Linked DNA regions of Homo sapiens: region 1 is linked to region 2. Evidence: read pairs that join two places in POLR2A ChIA-PET (ENCODE). Cell type or tissue: Panc1. All regions are shown on one strand. Region 1 overlaps B4GALNT4 (beta-1,4-N-acetyl-galactosaminyltransferase 4). Region 2 overlaps PTDSS2 (phosphatidylserine synthase 2).

Evidence for each region. Peaks named below come from ENCODE experiments on the same cell type or tissue, not always from the same donor. Only the 100,000 strongest peaks of a DNase experiment are listed, where the experiment ranks them.
Region 1: POLR2A ChIA-PET joins it to region 2 with 8 read pairs; 4 of 35 experiments call an interaction of 5 or more read pairs at or near these places.

Annotation. Positions count from the first base shown.
Region 1 is chr11:373,309-377,308 of GRCh38, forward strand. It overlaps B4GALNT4 (beta-1,4-N-acetyl-galactosaminyltransferase 4), which reads left to right. Exons shown (of 20, transcript NM_178537.5): 7 at 141-208; 8 at 442-520; 9 at 2,153-2,219; 10 at 2,331-2,465; 11 at 2,539-2,648; 12 at 2,766-2,866; 13 at 2,943-3,043; 14 at 3,113-4,000. Among named protein-coding and RNA genes, the nearest start is that of B4GALNT4, 5.8 kb to the left of the region's middle. In Panc1, no CTCF peak of the experiment used is centred here; no DNase peak of the experiment used is centred here; H3K27ac peaks cover 755 bases.
Region 2 is chr11:479,165-483,164 of GRCh38, forward strand. The region is part of intron 4 of PTDSS2 (phosphatidylserine synthase 2); the gene reads left to right. Among named protein-coding and RNA genes, the nearest start is that of RNH1, 26 kb to the right of the region's middle. In Panc1, no CTCF peak of the experiment used is centred here; no DNase peak of the experiment used is centred here.

The sequences.
Region 1 (4,000 bases), 110 kb before region 2:
CTGGTGTCGTCCCGGGCCTCCTGCAGCTCAGTCACCTGTGCCCACCAGCCTCTTGGGAATGAGGACCCGATGGGTTTGGTGTCCCCAGGGAGAGAGTGAACCCCCCCCCCCACCACCACCCCTGCTCTATCACCCCCCAGACTGGCTCCGAGTGGACAGCGCCTGGAGAATTCACCAAGTTCAGCTCCCAGGTGTCCAAGCCCAGGCGGTGAGTGACTGTGGGGTGCATGTGCGTGCACTTGTGTATTCGTGGGAGGGGGTTACGCGCTGTCTCCTTATCCTGTGCACACTTGCGCACACTCTGCACGAGCACCCGCCCGGCCAAGCTGCCATCCTCCTGAGGGCCAGCCCTGAGGGGTGTGGGAGCCACCTGCCCCCTTCCCTGCCTCCACTATTTGAGCGTCCTGTGCATGGCACGACCCTTGCTCCTCGTGTCCCCAGGCTCATGGCCTCCCGGAGGTACTACTTTGAGTTGCTGCACAAGCAGGACGACCGCGGCTCGGACCACGTGGAAGTGGGCGTGAGTGCCTTCCTCCCCTGGGGGCTTCTGGAGACTCCACTCCCCCCACCTCCCTGCAGGACAACCGCAATGGGGTCCCCGTCCCAAAGTTGACAAAGCAGATGGTCAGGGCCATGGGCCTGAGGTCAGGAGGGTCTGCTCTGCCCTCCTGGGGGGCTCGGTGAGGCTTCACTAGGAGTCACCTTTGAGTAGAGTCTTGAGAGGATGGAGACCTTCAGTAGGGAGATGTGGGGGGCAGAGAATTTGGGGTGGGGTGTACGGCGGATGAATTCCACACCACAAGAACAGCGAAGGAACAGACCCAGCAGAGGAACCGGGTCTTCGAGACTAGGAGGGGTCTGGTGGCCAGATCAGGCGGGGCCTGAGCAGCACTCTGGACAGATAGGCCTTTGTCCTGAGAATGAGGCCATTGGATTTGCATTCCAGGAAAAAACCCCTGGCCACAAAGCGGAGAGAGCCTGGGGGAAGGATTTTTACTGTGGCCTTTGGTCCTCAAACCCAGGGAGGTGGCTGTGGGGATGGACGGGGGAAGGCGGAAGGGGTTATACAGCAAGGCAGAGGGCCTGCAGCCTGGTGGGTGTGGGGGGCAGCACGATGGTGCCTGTGTCTGGTGTGTGGAGGGCACGTTTCACCCCAGCTCAGCTGGGCAGAGGGCCCAGACTGGAGACAGGGGTTTGGGGTGGTCTGTGGAGGCCCCAGGATGAGGTGGGAACAGAAGGGCCTGAGACAGCCCCTGGAGCCCCAACTTGGTGGGGGTAGAGTGGGGGGGGCATCCAGCCTGGCCCTTAGGGGGCCAGCAGTGACCCTCACTGGGTGGGGTTGGAAATCTTAACCTGAGGCGGGGCGGGGGGGCCTCAGGGAGGGAGGGAGGGGGAAGGGAGGGAGGGGGAAGGGAGGGAGGAGGAAGGGAGGGAGGAGGAAGGGAGGGAGGAGGAAGGGAGGGAGGAGGAAGGGAGGGAGGAGGAAGGGAGGGAGGAGGAAGGGAGGGAGGAGGAAGGGAGGGAGGAGGAAGGGAGGGAGGGAGGAGGAAGGGAGGGAGGGAGGAGGAAGGGAGGGAGGGAGGAGGAAGGGAGGGAGGGAGGAGGAAGGGAGGGAGGAGGAAGGGAGGGAGGGAGGAGGAAGGGAGGGAGGGAGGAGGAAGGGAGGGAGGAGGAAGGGAGGGAGGAGGAAGGGAGGGAGGGAGGAGGAAGGGAGGGAGGGAGGTGGAAGGGAGGGAGGAGGAAGGGAGGGAGGTGGAAGGGAGGGAGGAGGAAGGGAGGGAGGTGGAAGGGAGGGAGGAGGAAGGGAGGGAGGAGGAAGGGAGGGAGGAGGAAGGGAGGGAGGAGGAAGGGAGGGAGGTGGAAGGGAGGGAGGAGGAAGGGAGGGAGGAGGAAGGGAGGGAGGAGGAAAGGTGAGGAAGGGAGCATGGTGGGGTCTGGCCCTGCTCCCAGGGTCCCTCAGCTTTCTGGGCTTCCTTCCCCAGCTTCCCTGCTGCCCCTTCTTGGAACGCCCCGGACCCCTCTGCCATCTCCTCTCCTGCATCCTTTAAGGGATTGGTCCTATTAGTCCCCCGGCCCTGAGCCAGGGTAGACCCTTTCTTCCCTGGACCCAGCCACCGCCCTGTCCCTGACCCCCACCCTCTCTGCCCCGCAGTGGCGAGCTTTCCTGCCCGGCCTGAAGTTCGAGGTCATCAGCTCTGCTCACATCTCCCTGTACACAGGTGCGAGCGGACGCCTCTGGGGATGTGGGGCTCCTCGGGATGGGCTCTGGGTGTGAGTGGGAAGAGTGGAGGAGGGGGTCTGAGCACTCCCTGGAACTCTTCTGCCCCCAGATGAGTCAGCCTTGAAGATGGACCACGTGGCGCACGTCCCCCAGTCTCCAGCCAGCCACGTGGGGGGGCGTCCGCCGCAGGAGGAGACCAGCGCAGACATGCTGCGGCCAGATCCCAGGGATACCTTTTTCCTCAGTGAGAGGGGGCCCGCGCGGGGGCGAGGGCGGGGGTGCCTGCCCCAGCCACCCTGTGACCGCACCTCCTGCAGCTCCACGCATGGAATCTTCGAGCCTGGAGAACGTGCTGGAGCCCTGCGCCTACGCCCCCACCTACGTGGTCAAGGACTTCCCGATCGCCAGATACCAGGGCCTGCAATTTGTGAGTGCGGCTGGAGACCCCGTCTCCCGTCCGGGACTCCGCGGAGCCTTCTCCAGCCCCTTGGGAGGCCGCCCCGGGAGGTCCGCGCCCTGAGCCCTGCGCCCCCCCACCCCCCAGGTGTACCTGTCCTTCGTTTATCCCAACGACTACACTCGCCTCACCCACATGGAGACGGACAACAAGTGCTTCTACCGCGAGTCTCCGCTGTATCTGGAGAGGTGGGCGCGCGGCCGGGCTAATGCGGGGCGGGGTGGGCGGGGCGGGACTCGGCTCTGATGCCCCGCCGCGCCCCAGGTTTGGGTTCTATAAATACATGAAGATGGACAAGGAGGAGGGGGATGAGGATGAAGAAGACGAGGTGCAGCGCCGAGCCTTCCTCTTCCTCAACCCGGACGGTGAGTGTCCGCAGCGCCCCTGGCCCGCACCCACCTGCGCAGGGAGCTTCTAACCCGCGTTTCCCGCAGACTTCCTGGACGACGAGGACGAGGGGGAGCTGCTCGACAGCCTGGAGCCCACCGAGGCGGCCCCGCCCAGGAGCGGCCCCCAGTCCCCCGCCCCAGCAGCCCCCGCCCAGCCCGGAGCCACCCTCGCCCCGCCGACCCCTCCCCGCCCCCGGGACGGGGGGACCCCCAGGCACTCCCGGGCCCTGAGCTGGGCCGCCAGGGCCGCCCGCCCTTTGCCGCTCTTCTTGGGCCGAGCTCCGCCCCCGCGCCCTGCAGTGGAGCAGCCGCCCCCAAAGGTGTACGTGACCAGGGTGCGGCCGGGACAGCGGGCATCCCCCCGGGCCCCAGCGCCGCGTGCGCCCTGGCCGCCCTTCCCTGGCGTCTTCCTGCACCCCAGGCCTCTGCCCAGAGTGCAGCTGCGGGCGCCCCCACGCCCACCCCGGCCCCACGGCCGCAGGACCGGCGGCCCCCAGGCCACACAGCCGAGGCCCCCAGCCCGGGCGCAGGCCACCCAAGGGGGCCGGGAGGGCCAGGCGCGCACGCTGGGACCTGCGGCGCCCACAGTGGACTCAAACTTGTCCTCCGAAGCGCGGCCCGTGACCTCCTTCCTGAGCTTGTCCCAGGTGTCCGGGCCGCAGCTGCCCGGGGAGGGCGAAGAGGAGGAGGAAGGGGAGGACGATGGGGCCCCGGGCGACGAGGCCGCGTCGGAGGACAGCGAGGAGGCCGCGGGCCCGGCGCTCGGACGCTGGCGTGAGGACGCCATCGACTGGCAGCGCACGTTCAGCGTGGGCGCCGTGGACTTCGAGCTGCTGCGCTCGGACTGGAACGACCTGCGATGCAACGTTTCGGGGAACCTGCAGCTGCCGGAGGCGGAGGCCGTGGACGTGACCGCTCAGTACATGGAGCGGC
Region 2 (4,000 bases):
TCTGGGTTGGATACCTGGGAACTTAGGTGACAGTGTGGCCCCAGGCATGGTGACAAAGGAGGCCTTGCCCACACAGCCCTCGAGTGATGGGAGGAAGCAGGGCTAGACCCCCACAAAGTAGGCCGAGCTGCGGGGGGTCTCCAGGAGCATCTGTGCGGCCCTTGAGTGATGGGGGGCAGCAAAGCTAGACCTTCAAAACGTAGGCCGAGCTGCGGGGGGCCTCCAGGAGCATCTGCTGGTGGGGCGCTGACTGTGGCCATTTAGCAGGGCCACACTTAAGGAGGGCAGGGCCAGTGGTGCAGGCACAGAAGAGGGCAGGGCCAGTGGTGCAGCTGCCAGGGTGGCTTTGCCCACAGCTGTCGTATCTGAGTGCTGGTGGGGACTGGGCGTGAAGGGAGCCGCAAGTCAGGTCCTGCGATGCAGGCCAGCGTCTGCATGGCCGGGGCAAATCTGGGCCTCAGAGGGGACCCCAGCGCCAAGAGGGACGGGGTCTTTGTTTTTGTGTTTTGTGGTTGACCAGTGTGACTGTGTGTGCTTCTTCCCCATCCTGACCACATTCTGCAAGACGAGCAGGGTGCAGGTGGGAGACGCAGCTCCTTTGTAAATCCTGGGTCAGGCTGTGTTGCTGCTGCAAATGCCTACTTTATTAATACTCTTTGTTCTGTTTAACTTAGTGTAAACACACATTTTTGGGGCTGTCTTCAGCTTACAAAGGACTTTATTATTCCCAATCTTAAAACTCCATCAGTGCATGATGAGATTTTTTATCATCGTGGCAAAATTGACTTTTCTGAGGCAGTGTACATTCTGTGAATTTTAGCATTTGTGTAGACTTCTAGAAACACAATTAGGACGCACAAGAATTCCACTGGCCCTAAAACTCCTTTGTGTTACCCCTTGGTAGTCATACCCGGCCCTGACCCCTGACAGCTGGTGAGGGTTCGCTTCTGTCTCTTCTAGAATGGAATCGTGGGGTGGGCAGCCTCTTCCCACCCTGCACAGTGCCTCTGAGGTTCACCCAGGATCATGCGGTGGGCAGCCTCTTCCCGCCCTGCACAGTGCCTCTGAGGTTCACCCAGGATCATGCGGTGTGCAGCCTCTTCCCGCCCTGCACAGTGCCTCTGAGGTTCACCCAGGATCATGCGGTGGGCAGCCTCTTCCCGCCCTGCACAGTGCCTCTGAGGTTCACCCAGGATCATGCGGTGGGCAGCCTCTTCCCGCCCTGCACAGTGCCTCTGAGGTTCACCCAGGATCATGCGGTGGGCAGCCTCTTCCCGCCCTGCACAGTGCCTCTGAGGTTCACCCAGGATCATGCGGTGGGCAGCCTCTTCCCGCCCTGCACAGTGCCTCTGAGGTTCATCCAGGTTGCATGTGTCTTCCTGCGCTCCTCTTTCTTTTACTATTTATTTTTTGAGACGACGTCTTACTCTGTCACCCAGGCTGGAGTGCAGTGGTGTGATCTCAGCTCACTGTAGCCTCCACCTCCCGGGTTCAAGTGATTCTCCTGCCTCAGCCTCCCAAGTAGCTGGGATTACAGGCACCTGCCACCATGCGCCACTAATTTATTGTATTTTTAGTTTCATCTTGTTGGCCAGGCTGGTCTTGAACTCCTGACCTCAAATGATCCGCCTGCATTGACAGGGCACGGTGGCTCATGCCTGTAAACCCAGCACTTTGGGAGGCTGAGGTGGGCGGATCACAAGGTCAGGAGATGGAGACCATCCTGGCTAACACGGTGAAACCCCGTCTCTACTGAAAAATACTAAAAAATTAGCCGGGCGTGGTCGCGGGCGCCTGTAGTCCCAGCTGCTCGGGAGGCTGAGGCAAGTGAATGGCCTGAACCCGGGAGGCAGAGCTTGCAGTGAGCCGAGATCACGCCACTGCACTCCAGCCTGGGCAACAGAGCGAGACTCCGCCTCAAAAAAAAAAAAAAAAGATCTGCCTGCCTTGGCCTCCCAAAGTGCGGGGATTCCAGGTGTGAGCCACCACGCGCGGCCTGGGCTCCTCTTTCTCGGCAGTGACAGTTTCTCAGGCCCCTTGTTTTTGGTGAGCTGGACGGTTTCGAGGATTGGTCATGATCTAGTAGAATATCCCTCAAGTGACATTTGCAATTGGGAAGTGTGAGTTCACCCAGTTTGTTCTTTTTCAAGATGGTTTTGAATCATCTGGGTCTCTTGCGTTTCCAAATGAATGTGAGGGTCACCCTTTCCATTCCTGTGAAAAGAACAGGTGGAATTTTTTATGGGGATTGCATCGAATCTGCAAGTCTGTTTTGGGAGTAGTGTCATCCTGACAATATTAACTCCGTCAGTCCTTGAAGATGGGATGGCTTTCCATTTATTTAGGTCTTTAATTTCTTCCAACAATGTGTTACAGTTTTCAGAGTTTAAGTTTTGTACTTCCTTTATTACATTTACTCCAATTATTTTGTTCATTGTGTGCTCTTGTAAGTGGAACTGTTTTAATTTTACTTTTGCATTGCTCGTTACTCATGTATGGAAATGTAGCTCATTTTTGTGTACTGATCTTGCGTCCTGCAACCGTGCTGAACTGATTAGCTCTAATAGTTGTGGTGTTTTGGGGTAGACTCTTAAGAATATTCTATATTCAAGATTATGTCATCTACAAATAGAGATAGTTTTACCTGTTCCTTTCCAATCTAGATGTCTTTTATTTCTTTTCTTTTTTTTTTTTTTAGACTGAGTTTTGCTCTTGTTGCCCAGGCTGGAGTGCAGTGGTGTGATCTTGGCTCACCGCAACCTCCGCCTCCCAGGTTCAAGCAATTCCCCTGCCTCAGCCTCCCGAGTAGCTGGGATTACAGGCATGCACCACCATGCCCAGCTAATTTTTTTTTTTTAATTTTTAGTAGAGACAGGGTTTCTCCATGTTGAGGCTGGTCTTGAACTCCTGACCTCAGGTGATCCGCCCACCTTGGCCTCCCAAAGTGCTGGGATTATGGGCATGAGCCACCGTGCCCGGCCGATGTCTTTTACTTCTTTGCGTAGCTGCCCTGCCCAGAACCTCCAGCTCAATGTTTCCTAGAATAGGCAAGGATGGGCTTTTTTTTTTTTTTTTTGAGACGGAGTCTTGCTCTGTCGCCCAGGCTGGAGTGCAGTGGCACGATCTTGGCTTACTGCAAGCTCCGCCTCCCAGGTTCTAGCGATTCTCGTGCCTCACCCTCCGTAGTAGCTGGGATTACAGGAACATGCTACCACACCCGACTAATTTTGTATTTTTAGTAGAGTCGGGGTTTCACCGTGTTGGCCAGGCTGGTCTCAGAACTCCTGGTCTCAAGTGAGCCACCGCACCTGACTAATTTTTTAACTTTCTGTGGAGATGAGGTTTCGCCATGTTGGCCAGGCTGGTCTCAAACTCCTGAGCTCAAGCGGTCTGACCCCTTTGGCCTCCCAAAGTGCTGGGAGTATAAGCATGAGCCACTGTGCCTGGCCAGATGGACATTCTTATCTGATTCCTGATCTTAGGGGAAAAGCATCCAGTCTTTATCCCACTGAGTGTGTTAGCTGTGAGTTTTTCATAGATCTCCTTACCGAGTGGAGAAAGTTCTGTGAGTTTTTTGTAGATCTCCCTACCGAGTGCAGAAAGTTCTGTGAGTTTTTCGTAGATCTCCCTACCGAGTGGAGAAGGTTCTGTGAGTTTTTCGTAGATCTCCCTACCGAGTGGAGAAGTTTCTGTGAGTTTTTCGTAGATCTCCCTACCGAGTGCAGAAAGTTCTGTGAGTTTTTCGTAGATCTCCCTACCGAGTGGAGAAGGTTCTGTGAGTTTTTCGTAGATCTCCCTACCGAGTGCAGAAAGTTCTGTGAGTTTTTCGTAGATCTCCCTACCGAGTGGAGAAGGTTCTGTGAGTTTTTCGTAGATCTCCCTACCGAGTGGAGAAGGTTCTGTGAGTTTTTCGTAGATCTCCCTACCGAGTGGAGAAGGTTCTGTGAGTTTTTCGTAGATCTCCCTACCGAGTGGAGAAGGTTCTGTGAGTTTTTCGTAG